Linked DNA regions of Homo sapiens: region 2 is linked to region 1. A link is a contact called in ENCODE Hi-C or POLR2A ChIA-PET data. All regions are on one chromosome and are shown on one strand. The core of a region is the stretch at or near the end of the contact, and the rest is flanking DNA. Distances in the headings are between cores, read along the strand shown. Region 1 overlaps NRP1 (neuropilin 1). Region 2 overlaps NRP1 (neuropilin 1).

Evidence for each region. A loop is a pair of places that touch in the nucleus more often than their neighbours do. ChIA-PET counts read pairs that join two places held with the same protein, here RNA polymerase II (POLR2A). Pooled maps may share reads with other maps.
Region 2: a loop to region 1 is called in a map of heart right ventricle, with 3 times the contacts of the local background. The contact joins two enhancer-like sites. A Hi-C loop is called at or near these places in 20 of 168 maps with a recorded cell type or tissue (CD8-positive, alpha-beta T cell, Caco-2, HCT116 and 11 more), 4 of 37 single-sample maps with no recorded cell type and 3 of 50 pooled maps. POLR2A ChIA-PET finds 5 or more read pairs at or near these places in 2 of 52 experiments (HepG2 and MCF 10A).

What each region holds. Positions count from the first base shown.
Region 1 is chr10:33,190,002-33,195,993 of GRCh38, forward strand. It overlaps NRP1 (neuropilin 1), which reads right to left. Exons shown (of 17, transcript NM_003873.7): 13 at 2,280-2,417. Among named protein-coding and RNA genes, the nearest start is that of IATPR, 76 kb to the left of the region's middle. Within about 2 kb of position 3,495, at least 17 of the 41 ENCODE cell types and tissues checked have a DNase peak (open chromatin) inside an H3K27ac peak, as active enhancers do; they include heart right ventricle, where a contact is called at or near this core.
Region 2 is chr10:33,315,415-33,321,702 of GRCh38, forward strand. The region is part of intron 2 of NRP1 (neuropilin 1); the gene reads right to left. Among named protein-coding and RNA genes, the nearest start is that of NRP1, 16 kb to the right of the region's middle. Within about 2 kb of position 3,502, at least 5 of the 41 ENCODE cell types and tissues checked have a DNase peak (open chromatin) inside an H3K27ac peak, as active enhancers do; they include heart right ventricle, where a contact is called at or near this core.

The DNA of each region.
Region 1 (5,992 bases), core at 2,245-4,744:
AATCTGGGTGGCTGAGAGAACAAAAGAGTCAAACCCTTCTGAAGGAATCGCACTTCTCAGCTGTTAATCTACGACAAGCTCTCCTTCTCTGATACTCTAACACATAAAGCACTGATATTTTCCCTTTCAAGGGTTTTATCACAGTTCTGGGTCAGGAACTCTGTCTTCATTTTCTCAATTAGCACTTTACTTCTGCAAGCCTTTTAGCTTTTGTCTCTGGCTAACATAGCTTTTAACCTCCTTTGAATGTCAGATCCTACTGAGCCATTTTGCTTCACTTTGCATCAATTTTTCCACCATTACTGCCTTCATTTTGGCTAATTGCATTTAGTTAATTTGATGCCATTTATATGTACAGTGCCATTTACAGTCAAAGTATTTTAAGTTTTCTAAAACTGCCTGTCTTAAGATTCAATTGAAAGTGTCTCAGATTTGAAGGAGTCCAATTTTATCCAATTTCCTTGTCATTCTCATTAGGCAAGGAGGTGGCTGTGGTGGAAGGAGGCCTATTCAACCTATTTAATGGTTATATTCACTGGGAGAAAAGTGAACCACAAAATGGGAAAGGCATGAAGTACCCTTGGCCCAGCCTTCAGTCCACTGACTCACTCACCCAAAGAGCCAAGATGGGGAGAATTTAATGAGATTTCCTAGCATCAGCAAATGCCCCCCTGGGGTACCTTTTGGGAAGCCACTACTTGAGCAAGCAGTGCTCTGTAAGTATTTCTGAGTGGGTGCAGAAGTTCATGGATTGGGCGTTTGTTGTGAGTGTGTATATGTGTGTGTGTGTATGTGTGTGTGTGTGCATGTGTGTTGGGCCAGACATGGCTGGTTATTTCTTTATTTTTAATTTTTATTTTTTTCTCTTTAGAGACAGGTTCTAATTCTGTCACCCAGGCTGGAGTGCAATGGTGTGATCATAGGTCACTGCAGCCTTGAACTCCTAGGCTCAAAGGATCCTAAAACAGACTCTGAGTAGCTGGGACTACAAGTGTGCGCCCTTATGCCTGGCTGATTTTAAAAAAAAAATTTATTTTGTAGTGTCAGTATCTTGCTATGTTGCCCAGGCTGGTCTCTAACTCTCTAACTCAACTGATTCTCCTGTTCTGGCCTCCCAAAGTGCTGGGATTACAGGTGTGAGCCACCACGTCCAGTCTGCTGGTCCTTTATACTGTACTTCAAGTTGGGCAGTGAAATGACTAGGTGGGTAGCAGGAAGGGGGCAGATAATAGAGTTCACTGGAGAAGCTGCCAGCTTTTTCTGTCCCCCAACCCATTCCTCCCCCACCAATTAATCTTAGGAAGAAAGTAAGGCAGGAGGTGGTGGGAGGGTTGTGATCTAGGGCATGGTGAGGTTTCTACCTGCTCAAAGGAAATACACTACACTTTCAATCTTTCCCCAGTGAATAAGAATTCCACACCGTCTTTCCCCACCTCCCCTTCAAGGGTCGGGAGAGAGCAAGCATTGTGAATTGTTTCTTTAGTTGTAAAATAAACGAGGGGACATAATATATGCTTGGACTTGTTTGAAAATAATTCAGAGTCAGGGATGACAGACATAAATTAAGTTTCCTATGATCTGATAATTGTTGAAGCAGGGTCGTGCACATAGAGAATTCATTCTACTATTTCTTTTCCATTTGTGAATATGTTTGAAATTGCCCAAAATAAGAAGTTCAGAAAAAGTATAAGATGAGGCTAGTTGCGGTGCCTCACACCTATAATCCCAGCACTTTGGGAAGCTGAGGTGGGTGGATCACAAGGTCAGGAGTTCGAGACCAGCCCGGCCAATGTGGTGAAATCCCGTCTCTACTAAAAATACAAAAAATTAGCTGGGTGTGGTGGTGTATGCCTGTAATCCCAGGTACTTGGGAGGCTGAGGCAAGAGAATCGTGTGAAGCCAGGAGGCGGAGGTTGCAGTGAGTGGAGCTAGTGCCACTGCATTCCAGCCCGGGCAACAGTGTGAGACTCCATTTCAAAAAAAAAAAAAAAAAAAAAAAGGATAAGATGAATGCTAATTCATAGATCCTTGCCCAATTTGCTGTTTTCAAGGAGGCCAATCAGTGGCCAACTTCAAGGGGCATTACTATGATTTGCCCTATGCTTCTCGCTACTAGGGAAAGAGACATTGTTAATTCTAGAAAATAATAGCACATGTGAACGCCTGTAGTAATTCCTACCCGCCCTAAATTCACAGACATTAGAAACCCTCCCAGTAACACAGCCTCGGAATCAAAGAGAATCTGCAAAGCCATGCAGCCGAAGTGAACTCTGTGATACCTGTGTGATCCTGAATGGGTCCCGTCTTGCTGGTCAACACACTCCACTTGAGCTGCACGTGATTGTCATGTTCCCAGTGGCAGAAGGTCTTGTGAGAGCCCCAGCCAAATTCACAGTTAAAACCATATGTTGGAAACTCTTCAGTGGGTGGGAAGTAAAAATAAGAGACAAGCAAAGAAAGGCAAATTTGATCATTTAGGGTCACAAAGGCCCTTGGTTCACTCATGGAAAGCACGATTTATACAACTTTATGTCTGTTTGAAAATTCCAGGAAAGCCAGGATTACCAAGAAACCAAAAGATGCATGGAGATGTCAAAATGTTTGCAAAACCACATTTAGTAATTTCTTTAAAAATCCAGCTTTAAAAGGATTATGGACTGCCTGTCAAATTGGGTTTACATAAAATCTCCAGGAAGGCTATTTTCTAAAGCACGTGTATTACATTTGCTGCACTCTCCCCATTTCCACAGTATTTAATATGAAAGCCATTCTGTTCTTGAGGATAAATCATATAAGTTGATACCCACCAATGAAAAGAATCTTAATTAGAGATTGACCCATGAAGCCTCAAAAGTGGAAAGTAACTTGGCGAAATGCCTCACCCAGGAGGTTTTCTCTATTTCCACCTCACCAGTTCATGCTTCAGGTCTTTAATGTCAGGGTTAGAATCTCTTAAGCATTTTAGGATTATTTTTTTTTCTTCCATGCCTTCTATAAGGTCGATTAATTTAAGTATAAATTTCTGCTTTTTTAATTTCTAAATTTACATATAAATTGTTCACCCGGCTTAAAACCTCAATGTAAGGTCATCTAAATCCAAAGCCCATTTCAATAGCTACCCGTTTTTACTTCTCTTTTCTTTTTTTTAATGTTCAAAAGGCTTCCTTAGGAATCTGAAAAGACAGCGTGAATGAATTCACGGGAATGACTTGCCTTGTGTGTGCCCTACAAGGTGCTGTTGGACTATGGTGTTTTTAAAACCCACAGCCTGACATTTTACACAGCCTCTTTTTGAAAGGAGCTTAACTTTTAAGTATGGGAAAAATGAAATCATTGCTACTTATTCCAAGTATGACTGTTGTTTTGGTAAACATAAGCTAACAATAAAAAAAATTCTAAAGATGAAATTCTCGGGCTTCTGCCCCCTCCTTTCGTCCTCCTATAAAGAACGAAGCCCGCAGATGCAGCTGTTTTCTCCAGTGACGAAGGGCCTTTAGGCTTGTCACTGACTTTAGGCAGTCCACGAGGTGGCAGCATTGAAACAAACAGGAAGGCGCCTGGGGCATCTGGACCGTTGAACTTAAAAATAAGCCTCAAAAGAATCCCTATGAACAATAAGGGAAGTCTGGTATTAGATGCTGTATTAGGGTCAGGCCAAGACCTTATCTCATTTTGAGCTTCTTTAACTTGCTTGTGTTTATTAACAAAGTATCTCGCCTTCTGCTCTGAGCCTTGTCTCCATGGCCCCTCCCCCAATGGCAGGAGGAATTTTAATGGGAAGATTTATTGAATAGATAAGAATGATTTACTTTGCATTTTTAGTTTATAAGGAACCCTTTTCTAGAGCTAATGTCAAATTTTGGAAGGAATCCACCATAAAAACTGTCCAAATGGAGCAGTTTGGATTCTCCCAATGATAATGTGACCTCCCAAAGGGTAGACAGAGCCAGTTTGGGAAAGTAAACTAGTAAGCTATGTGATGTGTAAAATGTGAGTACTTTCATTTAGTGCAAACAGGCTATATTTCACAGCTGTAGTGTCATCGGAGAGATATATTTCATGTCTAGTCTATCATAGCCATGAAATAGGACTTCTTAAGGCATGGGAAACCCTCTCCAAAATTTACCACTCTTTTCCGCAGCAAGATTGAATTATGTAGATGAAGTACAGTCAACTGAACGGTGACTGAATGATTGAGCAACCTTGGATGCCAACGCCCATGACCCTGAAATGTACTGTTGCATAATCTCATGTTAGAAAATGTTAATATTGGAACATGTTAATGTGTGTGTGGTTTTGATTTTTCTCCTTAAATGTACTTTATAAAACATGCACATTCAGGATAAAGAAAGCCACCCCAGCACACACAGTTCTGCCTGTATTTACTTTGTTAATACATTACATTTATTGTTTATAGAACAGAAAATGACATCATCCATTCTTTTGGCTCTTCATATTCTGATGATACCATAAAATGTAGGAACTTGGATATTTTTGAAATGACCAGGACATGGAACCGCTTTGCCTGAAAAAATGTTTCAGGCACTTCTCGCTTCAGAGAATGACAGTCTGCCTTTACCTTCCAATGTCCTTCCCCATCCTGTACATTTAACCAGGTGAACCGCTCTAAGTTTTTGTATTTTACTGCTCTTTTATCTTCTTGTCTTGATCATGTAACTTGTGGCAATTTGGTTATTTAAAGGATATGTTTTTAGATCAATGCCTTTTGTTGGGGAGGGTTATGGAGTGAGAGGTTCAATGTGGAAACTTCCAGCCTGGCTAGAAAGACAAACACACAAACCACCCATAAACATTTATAGAAAGGGAAAAGAAAGAGAGAAGGACAGAGGAAAGGAGAAAGGGAGAGAGAAAAGGAGAGAAAAAAGCAAATTAATGAATGAAACAAACATATAGGACTACTGACGTTTACGTTTTCAAAATATTACCCAAGCCCTGGCGGGGCACACAACTCTCATTAAATTCAATGGGGGTAATCCAGCTAAATCCCTTCTTGACTCTTAAAAATAGCAGGAAACAATATTCTGAACTTAAAACAAATTTACAGCCTCTGAGAGCAAGTACCAGCTGTGCTTGCCCAACCCATCTTGCCTGAAGTTGGATCATTAGCACCATATGTATGCATAAGGATTTAATTTTTATATCTGGTATTCCAAACTTCTATAGAGCAGTTTAACTCACTTGTTCATAGACTAGTCTTTCAGTCTAAACAAGCAGAGGTGCTCAGGCCCATACAATCGTAGGTGATGAATATACTCCGAACTGCTGCAGGAATGCTGGAGGAGCCTCAGAGGGTTAGAGCTCTCGCCAGAGAGAGCTAGATTAAAAATGTAAGGATCCCATCACTTGCTGGCAGAGCATTAACCAGCTTTTATGCATCTGATTACATAAAAGTATATAAATATTATATGCCCATGGAGTTTATTATATTGATGAGAATCAGCAAGATGAAATAGTAAGACTCTGAGTTGAGTCTATAATAGCAAAATGGAATTATGATGAAGGTTTTGAGGTCTCATTGACTGCTGCTTGTGATGATGCTTGAAGAATCTGGAGCCTGCAGAACAGTGTGGATCAAAGTATCAGGTGACTCAGGCCACTGGGTCAACTCTTCAGAGTTAGACCTGACCCCTGGCTTGAAGCATGCTCAAGTCCCCATGCAATATTCTGGGCATTGACTTAGCCAGAAGGTGACAATCAACAGAAGTCCTTCCAGGAAGGTCAGACAGCCCATTACCCACAAACAGAGCACTTGGAGTCCAGATTCATGACTCAGACAATGGAGAAACAGGAAAGCAAGTCAATTTGAAAAGAACTCTGCACTGACTGTGAAATGCAAACCGGACCTGACCACCCCTGATCAGTAGACCCGCGTGGTTTGGATTGAACTTGTTCAGATGGTGATAGCAACGGGTCCTACTGTTTGCAATTTGCATACCTGCCCTCTGACCACAGTAGACTCTGTGACAGGACC
Region 2 (6,288 bases), core at 2,252-4,751, 130 kb after region 1:
ACTGGAGAAGTCTAATTGGATGTCCATTGGCTAACTGGAGAAGACTCATTGGTTGTCAATTGGCCAATTGGAGAAGACTCACTGGATGTCCATTGGCCAATTCAATTTGGCAAATACAGCACCTACTATATGCAAAACACTAAACTCGGCTCTGAGCAGTAGAAAAACAATACTAGTCTCTGTAACTACTGTATGATCTTGGGAGAATAGTGGAATAATATTAATGATTACAACACAATACAGAATAGCATAAGGAACATGAATGAAGTATAAAAACGGTTCTGAGAAGTGTCAGAGGACGGAGAAAGAAAGACCGCATTTACTTGGTGGCTGGTTATCAAAAATGGCTTCATGAAGGAAGCATCATTTCAGGTAGAACTAGGATGATAAGTAACATTTTGACATGGAGTCTCAGGTGTGTAAAGGGCATTTACCCCCACCACACCTGTGAAGGAAACATCCTATGCACAGGCATGGGGCTGGGAAAAGGAGGAGTGAGCTTCAAGAACTAGAAAGTGACCATTTTTGGCTAGAATAGATAAGGGAGCCACAGGGGATAAGGCCAGAGAGAAGGCCTTATCTGCCCTTATCTCCTTATTTGGCCTCCTGTGGCTCCCCTACTTATTCTAGTTAAAAATGGTTACTTCCTTAGGGAAAGCCAAGAAGCACAGACCGAGGCAGGGAGGAAACGGGGAACTCTAAATGCTTCTGAGCAGAGGGCAAGAAGGAGGAAAACCTCTTCTGGAGGCTGATGCAATCGCTCCAGGGATAGGTTAAACAGTGTTTGCATTTGGCAAATAGCTGCAGAAATGTAACAGAAGAGATAGGAGAGACATCGTAGATAGATAATTGAGAGGCCTTTAAACTGACTAGATTTGGGGGACAAATAGGAATCAGGAGACATTCCAGAGTTTCAAATTTGGGTAAGTAGGAAATGAAGGAATCAGTAAAACAGAGACAAGGCAGAAGAGAAGTCATTTGCATAGGAAGCTGCAAAGTTTGTTTTTGTTTTTAATTTTAGGAAATGGTCAGTTCTCCAGGTGGTCAACATCCTCCAGAAAGAATTTGTAAGTTTGAGGCCAACGCTCACGTCAGATTCAGGAAGCTAGGTATTATCTGAGCCTAGTGGCTAAGATCAAAAAGCTTATTCAGAGGAAAAATTCAGGGCAAAGGCAAAACCTTGGCCAATGCCTACATTTCAGTGTTGGAGGAGAAATAGAGGCAAAAAAGAGAAGAGGTCAGAGAAGTGGGGAGAAAACCAAGATGGCACAGCACCATGAGATGCAGGAGAGAAGAAGGCCCCAACACTGGGGAGTTGCCAATTATGTATAAGATTGCACAAAAGTTGGAGAAATCAGGGCCAAGAAATGGCCAATGTTTTGAAGCATTAGAAGAGCCACTGGGGTATTTGATTTGAGCAAACATTTTCAGTCCACTGGAGGGAATGTTACGCTGAAGTTATGCTGTCATGCTGAAGACAGCTAAGTAAGAAAGTGGAGTTCTGAACTGCAGTCACCACTTTCAATACCTTGACAGTAATAAGAAAGAGAGAGAGAGTGTGAGACAGAGTGTGAGAGACAGAGATATATGAAATGTTTGCTTGCAAGGTAACAAGGTCCAAGAAGGATTTTGCTACTCACAAAGAGGTAGATCCTACAGAATTCATTTGACCCATAGAGGCCCATAACAGTCCCACAAAAAAGAAAGCCAATCCCTTCTATTGGGTCTCCCAGCCACATCTGTAGCCATTTGAAATGAAGAAGCGTTGAGAGTGCTTTTGAAGAGTTGCAGATATAGTGTGTATCACATAAGGCCATTCATGAGGGTGAGGTGGGGATAAGGAGCTAGAATAGTAACCTCTTCTCTGCCATGATCCCAAGCTCTTTCCTGCAAACATGCTCTTTGGTGTTGCCACTAAGAACCAACTCCCCTCCCTACTACTGGAAAATCTGTCATAACCAGAAATGCAGGAAGGAGATGGCAAGGTCAAAGGACAGGGGATACTAGAAATAGAGGGGAAATGATGTGAATGGACCATCAGTTTAAAAACATTTATTTCCCAGCTGCCTTTCGCTATGGATTTATGCTACAAAATCCATATCATTTTCTCTTTCTTGGAAAGGAACATAATGACACTATTTTGTTGAATGGATTGTCAAGGACTGGCAACCCTGTGTAATAACCACAAAGCTATTGGCTTGAATACTGCTATTTATGTATGGGTTGGCTTATGGTCTGAATGCACTAAACATATTTACAATTCCTCAAGCACACATGAAAGAATAATTTTTTTAAGTCATTGATGCTATTATCATCAAGTTCGTGACACTGAAATAGCATCTTCTATGAGGTTTTCCAGAAACTCCATCCATCTAGATCTTCAGAAGGCTGCCATTATAACAAACTTAACTGGTCAACTTACTAGAACACTCAGAAATTCTTATTGGCTGAATGCACACTGAGCATAGATACTATCTCTGTTGTGTGTATGTGCAGTGCCTTGGTGCTTTTGAAATATTTATAAGTGTCTCCTCCTAAGGATGCAGACGTTACTGTTTACAGTCTGAACTTATTTAAGGAACCAAACCTGCGGATGCACTTCCTGTTATAGTAATACCTAGGTCTTATTATTTATAAATATGTATGTGTCTCTTGTATTCATAAGACACTTCCATCTACATTAGCTCATCAACACTGTGTTGCTGAGATAGGTAGAGGAAGGAAAGCACTTTTGTTTCGGAATTAAAGCTGTGTCTAGGTGGCATTACTCAGGCAGACTCTGATGTAGGCAACCTGGTCACTGTCACATCTTCCTGGGCTGTACTGGTTAACACTGTCAAATCCACGATGTTAATGGTGCCATAATGAGCCATTCACATATCGGGACCCAGCCCATATGACCCATCTCCTGTCTCACAGACAAGAATGAATGGCAGAGGTGCAATTATAACGCACATCCCTAATTCACCAGAACTCTTTTTCACAGGGAGCTGCTAACAGGATCCCCTGACAATCCAAAATCCCCAGCTTGCGTGAATGAACTAACAGACACATCAGTTTGCTAGAACAGCTGAAGAGGGAAATGGTGATGTCTGGAAGGACTGAACCTATGTATTCTAATAGTTACTCAGTAGTGTCCCCAGACACGAGCAAAGAAATTGGCATGGGGAGAAACGGGAAGAAGAATGCAAAGCTGTTTCCTAAGGAAAAAAGAAATGACAATTCCAATCAGTAGTAAACACACAAACAAACAAAATCCCTCACTGTTTCCTTAGCTTAGTGCCAATCGTCATTGAAAAATAAAATTATGGGCTGCCCTTTGTATTAGGTTGGCGCAAAAGTTATCGTGGTTTTGGTGGCCAAAACCACGATAACTTTTGCGCCAACCTAATAGCATTGAGGAAGGTGCTAGCACAGCTTTGGTAATATAAGGAACTCTAATAGAGCCAGGGCTGAAATATGTTCCAAACATCTGCGTCAGGCTTGGCAGCCTGTTCCCAGTGTAACTGATCATGGAAGAGGGTGAGAGGTGAAGCCAACTGGACTTCCGGGGTCGAGTGGGGACTTAGAGAACTTTTCTTTTCTTTCTTTTTTTTTTTTTTTTTTTTGAGACGGAGTCTCGCTCTGTCGCCCAGGCTGGAGTGCAGTGGCACGATATCAGCTCACTGCAAGCTCTGCTTCCCGGGTTCACGCCATTCTCCTGCCTCAGCCTCCCCAGTAGCTGGGACTACAGGCGCCCGCCACCATGCCAGGCTAATTTTTTTGTATTTTTAGTAGAGACGGGGGTTTCACTGTGTTAGTCAGGATGGTCTTTATCTCCTGACCTCGTGATCCGCCCGCCTCAGCCTCCCAAAGTGCTGGGATTACAGGTGTGAGTCACCGCGCCCAGAGGACTTAGACACCTTTTCTACAAGAGGTTTGTAAAATGCACCAATCAGTGCTCTGTAAAAATGCACCAATCAGCGCTCTGTAGCTAGCTAGAGGTTTGTAAAATGGACCAATGAACAGGACATGGGTGGGGACAAACAAGGGAATAAAAACTGGCCCCCTAATCTCTGCTCAGGTCCCCTTCCAGGCTGTGGAAGCTTTGTTCTTTCCCTCCTCACAATAAATCTTGCTGGTGCTCACTCTTTGCGGTGGTGCCATCTTTTTTTTTTCTTTCTTTCTTTCTTTCTTTTTTTTTTTTTTTTGAGACAGTGTCTCCTTCTGTTGCCCAGGCTGGAGTGCATTGGCACGATCTCGGCTTATTGCAAGCTCTGCCTCGCGGGTTCATGCCACTTTCCTGGCTCAGCCTCCCAAGTAGCTGGGACTACAGGTGCCAGCCACCATGCCTGGCTAATTTTTTGTATTTTTAGTGGAGACGGGGTTTCACCATGTTAGCCAGGATGGTCTCGATTTCCTGACCTCGTGATTCACCTGCCTCCGCCTCCCAAAGTGCTGGGATTGCAGGCCTGAGCCACCGCGCCCGGCCTGGGTCGGTGCCATCTTTAAGAGCTGTAACTCTCACTGCGAAAGTCCCCAGTTCCGTTCTTGGTCAGCTAGACCGCGAACCCACCGGAAGGAATAAATTCCGGACACAAGGGGGCGCGCGGGGCATGCGTAAAAGCCTGCTCCGGGGCCGGGCGTGGTGGCTCACGCCTGTAATCCCAGCACTTTGGGAGGCCGAGATGGGCGGATCACCTGAGGTCAGGAGTTTGAGACCAGCCTGACCAACATGGGGAAACCCCATCTCTACTAAAATACAAAAAATTAGCTGGGCGTGGTGGCGTGTGCCTGTAGTCCCAGCTACTTGGGAGGCTGAGGCAGGAAAATCGCTGGAACCCAGGAGGCTGAGGTTGCAGTGAGCCGACTTTGCGCCACTGCACTCCAGCCTGGCGATGGAGCAATACTCCGTCTTTAAAAAAAAAAAAAAAAGCCTGCACCGGGACCCAGTCTCTCTCCAGACAATCCGTAGCCCTTAACTGTGCTGCTGGGAACCAGAGGCCCCAAAATTCAAAATCAGGTGCCTCTGATTAAGCTAGAGGGAGTGAGGAGGAGCGGATGTGGCCAGATTCTCTGAATGTGGACATGCAGGCACCCACTCCAACACCCAGGGAGTGGCTGTCTTAAGTGCTTTCTGAAAGGTTGTCATCCAGACAAACCACCCACTTCAGCAGTTATTGAAATTGCCCCTTTCACTCTCTCTTTGCTGAATTTTTGCTGATCTCTTCTCCATATGACCTACTGTGGGTCACAGACGCTTCTCAGGGACACATTGCGGTTTTTCACCTCAACTCTTCATATACCTCATTTTGAGTTCAATACAAGTGTCAGCTGTTTAAACTAGTGTTTACATGTGCAAAGCATTCTGTGGGACAGCGAAAGGTAGAAATGTAAGTAAGACATGGTTTTTGTCTTGCTGGGGTCTGCCACCCAAACGAGAGATGAACACCTGTACAGTTAGAATGAGGACTCTACGGAGATGGGTGCTGGAAGGCAAAATAGAGTGCTGCAGTCAGACTGTCACATTAACTGGAATTTGTCAACTTGACTGGCTGCCATCTTTCCAAAAGAGTTGATCTAGAAATTTACATTTTATTTATTTATTTTTGAGACAGAGTCTCGCTGTGATGTCCCGGCTAGAGTGCAATGGCCTGATCTTGGCTCACTGCAATTTCTGCTTCCCGGGTTCAAGCGATTCTCCTGCCTCAGCCTCCTGAGTAGCTGGGATTACAGGTGCGTGCCACCACATCTGGCTAATTTTTGCATTTTTAGTAGAGACCGGGTTTCACCATATTGGCCAGGCTGGTCTCGAACTCCTGACCTCACTGATCCGCTTGCCTTGGCCTCGCAAAATGCTGGGATTATAGGTGAGCCACCGCGCCTGGCTAGAAATTTACATTTTATTTTATTTTTACCATCTTTTCTGTGACCAAATGTGTTAACAAACAAATGCCCACTTTTTCACTTTATTGGAGAATAAAAAGGACAGACAACTATGAACTGAGATTTTTTTTAAAAGATAAAACAGTGATCTTAGTTAGCCAGGGGTTACCACATCTAAAACAGCCTAATCTCTTATCAGACCAAGTCAGCCTTAGCTCCTCCAGGTTTGTAGAGACTTGTGTCTGTTTTTTAATCTTTAAGTCAAGAGTGTGTTCCTTTTTTCTTTAAATGTAAGAATGTATGCCTTTAAATATTTTGAAGTGATCTATGTAAGATTATGATTTTGACCCCGTCTTAATTCTTTCCATGCCACTTCCTGGGTTGCTTGTATCTTGCATAATAGCTGCCCTGCTGGTAGCGTCC